Linked DNA regions of Homo sapiens: region 2 is linked to region 1. The links are chromatin loops, found by intact Hi-C in ENCODE. Cell type or tissue: endothelial cell of umbilical vein. All regions are shown on one strand. Links, peaks and the distances in the headings refer to the core of each region. The heading gives the core; the rest is flanking DNA. Region 1 holds the start of ZNF214 (zinc finger protein 214). Region 2 overlaps LOC107984019 (a long non-coding RNA gene).

Region 1 (4,399 bases), core at 285-4,284:
TTAGGTTGGCTGCTTAAAGATTCCCTTTTCATCAGGATCTTGGCCCCTAAATCCCTTGCTGTCTTGTCAGACTTGACTCCAATTTTTGTTCTTAGTTATGTGACATTAACCAAAATTATGGAAAATTCTATGCCTTCAAGCCACAGTCATATTCTTAGATTCTTCAATTATTTGCTATGAAGAATCTGCAACATCTTGGACTAGGAACTTGGGCTATCCCTCTCTTCCCATGCAAGGCAGTTTCTTCACTCCTACCCTGGGTACATCTCTAGGCATCTGGTGACTGCTCCCAGGACCCCCATCAAAGCTGGTGCTTTGGGTCTCTGCACATTCAAGCCAGGGAGGGTCCATGACCAATAATTTTCAAAATGTAGCTTCCAGAGTCATAAAAAATGCAGATGCTCACTGTGTGGTGGACGGAGGCAGATAGGCTCTAGGCCGGGCACCCCTGCTAAACCCCAAACTGTAACTGGGTAGAATTCATTCCTAAAAGTCTTGCGTATGCTATACTTGGTGCTCTTTGTTATTCATATTGGCCTCTGCCCTTTAGCAGGTATATTCCTTCAGATACACATTTTGTTTCTCTGAAAACTGGATCCTCTTAGCTTTTTTTTTTTCTTTTAATTTTGGTTAGTTCAATGAGGTTCAGGTAATATTCTCAGGTTGGAAGCAGTGTGGCAGAACAGCCCACTTCCAGTGTTCGTTCTTACCGGTCAATGTCTCTGCATTCAGTAATTCAACTATCAATTGCGGCTATTTAAATACATTGCTTTTTAATGTATTTAAATAGCCGCAATTGATAGTTGAATTACTGAATGCAGAGACAGATTTAATGGGTGCAGCACACCAACATGGCACATGTATACATAGGTAACAAACCTGACCTGGACGTTGTGCACATGTACCCTAAAACTTACAGTATAATAAAAAATAAATAAATAAATACATTGCAATTTACAGGTGAAAATACTTAAGGGTGAGCGGTTAAACAACTTGCTTACCACCACCTAGTGGATAACAATGATTGACAGCTCTTAATGTCAGTTCCGTCAGACAACAAAGCCCACATTTTTAAAATGCTATGCTATGCTCTCTGAATGTTCAAACCAGGGAAGGCCCACGCCCAGTAATTTTCAAAATGTGGTCTCCAGAGTCATAAAAAATGCAAGAGCTTATTGTGTGGTGAACTCAAGCAGATAGGCGCTGGGCCACCCACCCCTGCTAAACACCAAACTGTAAATATATAGTTCACAAGACTACTTCCTATGTGCAAGGGGCTGGTTTAAGCATTTTAACTACACTAACTCATTTCAATCTAACAAGTCTGTTACATAGTTACTATTATTATTGGCTATCAATATTACGCCTATTAAGCTGATGCTTAAAGGTTAGGTAATCCAGCCAAGATCTCGTAAGTGGTGTTGTCAGATTTGAATCCAAGGAGTCCCTTGCTTGTAATGACTATCCTACCAAAAGTTCCTTGCCTAATAAAATGTTTGAATATTACTGATCCAGCCCAAGTTTGAAGGACAGGGCCCAAAGATGCGAAAGTATTTTCCTAATATAACACACTCAGCTAAATAATAGAACAGGCTCTTGCAACTCTCTGTGGTCCCAGGACACTGAGGAGGGGCTCCTTCTCATGGCTTCATTTCAGCTCCACTGTGCGTTTCCCTTCTCTGCCTGGAGTCTCCAGAGGAGCCTGGGATTTGGCAAGAAGGCGGGAGGGAGGAAAGCCTCACTGGACCAGGAACGAAGAGGGTGTCTGGCAACAATAGGACGGAATTTGAAAACCTCTAACCTTGAGTTTAGAGCGATGCTAGCTAGTGCCAGGGCTAGTGAGGTGCCCATTCCGCCAAGGCGCGGGACAGCGAGGACAACCACGCCTTGCCAACCAAAGGCGACCTGACAGCGTTTCCTCGGGGTCGTCGCGGTGGTGAGGGTCACAGAATTCTCCGAAGCCAGTAGCTCCGTTTCCAGCCACGCCCCCTTTCCCAGGGCCCTAAAAGCTTCGGGAGTTCTCCTATTCCATTAATGCTGGTGCGTCCTCGCCTTATCCCCCGAGCGCCCGCAGCTCCCGCCCGCGCAGGAATGCCAGCGGCCAAAGGTCGGGAGGCGCGGGATACTTCTGGCCAATCAGGAGTCACGTTTTCCCGCGCTCTCTCTTCCCGCCCCGCCCCTCCCGTATCCATGGAAACACTGCGAGTGTCTACTCCAAGACCTGGGACTTCCGTTTCGGTCCAGCCGGGCTGCGGCCATTGTTTGTGTGGACTGAGTGTTTTGGCCATCCCGGTCCACTCTCACAGGCTCCGTTAAGTGACATGAACTCTCAGGAGGACTGAGCCAGAAGCGGACAGGGCAAGACGAGCTGTGCTTGAAGGAAGAGGGGCAGAAAATCGAGGGTCAGGGACTGAGAAGCTACTCCGGTTTAGAAACCCCAGAGACACCCGTGTAGATGGGTACATCACGGCTTCTCTCCCACGTTAAGACTTAATAAAGGCAAGTAGAGGAGGGCAGAAGCAGCTTGGGCCCCGGGGTATGGGTGCCCGGTGTTCGGTGCCGGGGCAGAGTTCTGGCCGGGGATCTGGATAAGCAACGGAGGCCGCGCGCGTCTTCAGTGCAGGAGCAGGGGACCCCCGGGTCTGTGGCGGAGACCGGGAGATCCCGCTCCTAGAGAACCGTTCGTGTGTCTGGTTCTCTGGTGCTTACACTTGGGCAGCCCGTGACGCGTTGGGGGAGCCCAAACCTGTCCTGCTCTTGGGGCACGCATGAAACGTTTTTTCCCTAGAGAAAGAGGGTTAACTAATTGCTTATTACTTTGCCCAGGAACCTACCTTTGATCAGCAAGGAAGGACTGGGGTGGCAAAGGCTCATGCCCCCATTTTACAGGTAAGGAAACTGAGATCTTGGAGATCTATAAGTTTGGTCCTCTTTAAAGTTCTACAAGTGCTTGATGGCACAGTTGAGACTTTGATCAGGACCTGGGAGCTCCAGTTCTGGGATACTTCTCTAAGACTCCAGGTACTTTTCTGATAGTAAATCCAGTATTCCTGTTTAGCAAGTAGGGGAGGACAATGGAATGATTTTCTACTTAAACTGAACAAAATAAGAAAAATACCTTGAGAATAGATACTATTTAAGTGTGCTGGTGCTTTCCTATTATTGTTAGTAGTAATAATAATCTCAATAAATAAGTGAGTTGTATCTTTTGAAGTTTCTAGAGGGTTGGAAATAAATTTCAAGGTGCCAGTGTTCATAGCTCTCCTTTCTGGTCGTTGAAAGGAAACAAGAGCATTCATAGGCTTCTTTTGGACCTCTTGCTAGGAGATGTGTGCGTCATACCCAGTTAGTATATGGGAAATTTAATGAATTTGGGAATTTAAAGCCATACCCAGGTTTTCAGTCTGCCTTCCTCCTCAGCTCAGCCGTCTCAGCACTCTACCCTTCCCCAGAAGAGGAACACAAAGGAGGAAGGAATGTACACTGTTTCCCTCATAGTCTGATCCCAAGTGAGGATGATTGTCTTTTCTCATTTACAAAATGTCCCTGCATTCTCCATGGGTGGTGGAGGTGGCAATGAGGATGGATGGATGACTGGACAGAAAACGTTCCTCGCTTGCCTGTGAAATTTTCGAGCGTGCAGACTTGACCCTGCCCCAACCCAGTGTCTTTTCCCAACATTTACTCATTCATTCATTCAGTCACTCAAGTCTAGTGTATAATTCATGCTGTTCTTGGTGTTCTGAGATAAAGAATTATAAGAATGTCATCGCCAGGCGCGGTGGCTCACGCCTGTAATCCCAGCACTTTGAGAGGCCAAGGTGGGCGGATCACTTGAGGTCAGGAGTTTGAGACCAGCCTGGCCCACATGGTGAAACCTCGTCTTTACTATAAATACAAAAATTAGCCAGGCATTGTGGCAGGCACCTGTAATCCCAGCTACTCAGGAGGCTGAAGCAGGAGAATTGCTTGAACCCGGGAGGCTGAAGTTGCAGTGAGCCAGGATGGCACCACTGCACTCCAACCTGGGCAACAGAGGAAGACTCCCTCTCAAAAAAAAAAAAAAAAAAAAAAAAGTCTTAACATTGGGGGTAATAAACTATATGAGATTAATAATAATTTCTGAAGTTATCGACATTAAACAGTGCCAGAATGAGTGGCACTTAAAACACAGCAACAGAAACTCAGATTTGAACAATTATGAGTAGGAAGATATTCTAAATAGGAAAGCCATCATTTACTCTCAGGTACAATTTGAGGGAACAAATAAGGAAACCAGGCTAGTGACAGGGAAGTGAAACATGAATGTATAAAGCCACATTGTGGAAGGCAATTAATGTTTAAATTTGTTATTTATTCTTGTGCATCTCTTCACATGAACCATATTGACAGCCATTGT
Region 2 (4,399 bases), core at 257-4,256, 110 kb after region 1:
AACTCAAGTATATAGAGGAACAAATGATAAAGATGTCATCTAAATTGATAGAAGGGTGTATTATTTAAAATGGTGTTAGAATATCTGATTATTTGTTGAGAAAGAAAGTATTTTCACATCAGTTCTTCTCCAAAATCTAGATGGATTAAATATCTCAATATAAAACAAAAAAAATAAAAACACCCCCTAATATTGCTAGGAGAAATAATAGGTGAATATTTGCTGTAATCTTTGAGTGAGAAAGGACCTTCTAAGGACACCATGAAAACCATTTGTAAAATGAAAGTAAAACCACAACTTCATAATATGGATGTAAAGATTAAATTATTTTCTGTAATCTTTGAGTGGGAAAGGACCTTCTAAGGACATGATGAAAACCATAACCATTAACTTAAGATTGGTATATTTTATTATACAACTATTTTAAATGAATGGTTAAAGAACACATATATGTAAAATGTAAGTAACAAATAGAAAAACTACCACATCAAAGAGCCTTTAAAAATCAAGAATAGGAAGAACTTCTCAATGGAAAGGATGGAAAAAGAAATGTTAATGAGCAATTCATAAAAGAAATTCAAATACCCAAAAAGCTAACTATGTAAAGAATGTTCATCCTCACTCAGAATCAGAGAAATGTAAAATAAAACAAGTAGTTACTGTTTCTTTCTCATCATTTTAGAAAAGATGAAATAGATTGAAATCACCCACTATATTTTTGAGAGTAGAACAAACAGATACGAAAAATGTAGGCATGTACATTTATAAAATCTCTCTGCAAGTCAACTTGAAGATATTTAAAAATTATAAAATGAACTTTTCTTTTTTCCTGAACAGCTCAAGTTTTAGGACTTTATATTTTGGAAATAATTATAGGTATGCACAAAGCTTTGTTTCAGAGGATACTCACACCCAGAATTATTTCCAGACTAAATCAACCCACAGTCAAATAATAGGTGTTGCGTTAAATAAATTATAGTTTTCCTATATAATAGAACCTATGCAGTATAGAGAAGTGGGTAAGAGTGCAGACGTCTTAGTCACACATACCTGGTTGAATCTTTGTTCCCTATTTCCTAGCTCTGTAACTTTAGACAATTTAACTCCTTTTTGTCTGTTTCCTAATTTGTAAAATGAACATAAAACCACAACTTCATAATATAGATGTAAAGACTAAATTAAGAACTTAGTGGAAAATTTGCATTATGCCTAGAAACTGCAGTAAAGAAATGACTGCAATGTTGATGGTTATTATTATGATGATAATATGATAAATTTTATCATTAAAAATTTAAGTAGATATGTATTTCCCATGGAAAGATGTTTGACATACTGTTGAATTTAAAAAGTAGGTTACAAAATTGCGTGTATGGGTATGATTTATATATATGGTGCGTGCGTGTGTGTGTGTGTGTGTAGAGAAAGAGAATGAGAGCGTGTGTGTGAGAGATGACTGTTAAAAAAATACCTTTACCACACTAATAATTCTTAACACACAATAACAACTTAGAATTCAGGTAGAGTATATAGGGAATGGTTATCTATATCTCAAAGACAGGATGTGAGTGTATATGTGGATTAGGAAGAATGTGGCTTAATCTCAAAACAGGAAAGGAGTCAAATAAATCAAAAGGACTAAGATGAAATTTAGTCTCATATTCCAAGGAAGACCAGGGATAATTATACTTTCACACTCTGAAGATTTCATGTAACTTTGTAAACTTTCCTAATTAATTCAACAAAGGTATCTCTTTATCTAATGCAGAGAGAAAATGAAGAAGAAAAAATAACTGGTAAAAATAGAATAAAGAGAATAGACTTTAGAAGAAATCAGGGAGGGGAAGCTGAACACAGAAGTCAGGAATTCAGAGGTGTAGAGAGAAGGCAGAAAGAGGAAAAGGAGTACAGAAAGAGAGATGGAAGACAGGTTGTTTCCCCAAACTGAAAGGACAAGAAATGAATCTGTTATCTCTCTGAGGCCCTAACAACATTTTAATTAATATGTCCTTGCCAGATATCTTCTCTTAAGAGTCTCACACAGGCACAGAGCTGCACACAAGGGAATTCTTCCTTGTCACACACACACATCCCAAGCCACATGGACTTCCTCTCAGCTTTACAAACTTAATATCTCATAGAACATGCAGATATTCAAGATACGCTCACACAATTATTTTATATTCTTTTTATGCATCCCCATGGCTACCAAATCTTCCACATAATAAACAGTATCAGAGGAGGTACTGAGCCAACTGGATACTGACCAAGGCTGAGTCACGTGGGAACTTATTCTGTCTGACTTGTATGGGAAGCATATTTGCTTATTGCGTATATGTGTGATGGCACCTGTAGTGGGTATCCTTACTCATTCTGGGAGGGCAGCACTGATTGTAATTGGACCTACTCTCCTCTATGTGCCTTAGATCACCAGGGGATTGGAGCCAGCAGTGCCAGCATTCTTACAACAGTGTATTCATGCAATCTTGGTTCTTTCATATCTCTTAGACCCAGAGCATGACCAAGCTCTTGATGAAGCTTCTGAAAGCACGATTCCTAGTGTCCTTCCAGCTCTTTGCCTATTTAGTGGGCCATACACTAGGGAAGATGGTGGAACAAATGCAAACTGAGGGAGACAATGAAGACGGAAGGGCTGACAGCCGAGGGCAGGGGAGAATCAGGCAGAGGTACTTTTCAACAGTAAGAGGAAAGTAATGTAGGAGGGTACAGCCTCTGTGATCTCTCTGAAAACAGTCTTATCCATGAAGGAGAAGATCTGGAGGAGGGTTTTCAGGCTGGGATTCTGGAGGAGAAGAGTAGGAATTGAATTGTCTCTGGGAATCTAGCAAGGGAAAAATTGATGTGTAAGCGATAAAATGACAAAGTTCACCTTCCCAATACCTTGCCCGCTTCCAACCCCCAATCAGTATTGGAGAATCCTACAGTTTGAGGCCTATCAGTGGCTTCTTCTCTCTCACCTGAGGGCAGAGACAAAACAGGAACAGCACTGTGAGGTCACTGGTGAAGGAACCAAGGATCTAGTACGGAAGGGAGCAACTTCTGTGTCTGCAGATCCACACTTCAAGGACATTCACCTGTTTGTAGGTTGGCTCCTGAGCAATTCCTCCCAAGGCCTGTACTAGCGTCATCCTAGGAGTCTGACTTCATTCCAAGCCTTTTTACTTTGCTCAAGGTACAAATTCTAATTTACCTAGGTTACACTTCTGAACAACGTATTTTTCTTTGAGAAAATAATTAAAAGTGAGGTCCTGAGAATTACGTCAAGAGGGCATTCCCTGGAGCTTTTAAAACCCTCAACTTTATTACCTTTTTTCATCCTCTGAGACACCCTGGGGGGGCACTTTGCATTATGTTTGAAACCACAGACTAAAGTTTCTAAATCATACTTAGGCTTCTTCCAAACCTTACACCATTGTCATTTAAAATGGCATCAACAGATATATTCTCAGGGGTTCATAAGTTTTCAAACTTGTGTCTTTCTTTATATGGTAATTAAATAAAAATGAAAATGAGGAGGTATTGGATCACCTGGATGCTGACTTTCTAATTGACTAATCCAACTTGATTTCAGGCCTGTGCTTTCATTTCAGTTCATGATTGTTTGAGTGCTGTGTGACCACCTTACATAGTGGAGTATAATTTGCTTAGCACCGTCCTAATATAAACATGACAATGAAGGCTTTAAATGTGTGGTTTTTTAAATTTTATTATTATTATACTTTAAGTTTTAGGGTACATGTGCACAATGTGCAGGTTTGTTACATATGTATACATGTGCCATGTTGGTGTGCTGCACCCATTAACTGGTCATTTAGCATTAGGTATATCTCCTAATGCTATCCCTCCCCCTGCCCCACCCCACAACAGTCCCTGGTGTGTGATGTTCCCCTTCCTGTGTCCATGTGTTCTCATTGTTCAATTCCCACCTATGAGTGAGAACATGCGGTGTTTGGTTTTTTGTCCTTGTGATAGTTTGCTGAGAATGATGGTTTCCAGCTTCATCCATGTCCCTACAAAGGACATGAACTCATCCTTTTTTATGGCTGCATAGTATTCCATGGTGTATATGTGCCACATTTTCTTAATCCAGTCTATCATTGTTGGACATTTGGGTTGGTTCCAAGTCTTTGCTATTGTGAATAGTGCCGCAATAAACATACGTGTGCATGTGTCTTTACAGCAGCATGATTTATAATCCTTTAGGTATATACCCAGTAATGAGATTGCTGGGTCAAATGGTATTTCTAGTTCAAGATCCCTGAGGAATCACCACACTGACTTCCACAATGGTTGAACTAGTTTACAGTCCCACCAACAGTGTAAAAGTGTTCCTGTTTCTCCACATCCTCTCCAGCACCTGTTGTTTCGTGACTTTTTAATG

What was found. Peaks named below come from ENCODE experiments on the same cell type or tissue, not always from the same donor. Only the 100,000 strongest peaks of a DNase experiment are listed, where the experiment ranks them.
Region 2: a loop joins it to region 1, with 2.2 times the contacts of the local background. A loop is called at or near these places in 7 of 110 quality-filtered maps.

Annotation. Positions count from the first base shown.
Region 1 is chr11:7,018,173-7,022,571 of GRCh38, reverse strand. It overlaps ZNF214 (zinc finger protein 214), which reads left to right and starts at 2,226. Exons shown (of 3, transcript NM_013249.4): 1 at 2,226-2,499. NLRP14 (NLR family pyrin domain containing 14) reads right to left here and starts at 2,093. Exons shown (of 12, transcript NM_176822.4): 1 at 1,802-2,093. In endothelial cell of umbilical vein, for the core only: no CTCF peak of the experiment used is centred there; a DNase peak (open chromatin) is centred at 2,171; H3K4me3 peaks cover 1,458 bases; H3K27ac peaks cover 416 bases.
Region 2 is chr11:6,910,043-6,914,441 of GRCh38, reverse strand. All of the region lies in intron 3 of LOC107984019 (a long non-coding RNA gene), which reads left to right. Among named protein-coding and RNA genes, the nearest start is that of OR2D3, 8.8 kb to the left of the region's middle. In endothelial cell of umbilical vein, for the core only: no CTCF peak of the experiment used is centred there; a DNase peak (open chromatin) is centred at 2,261.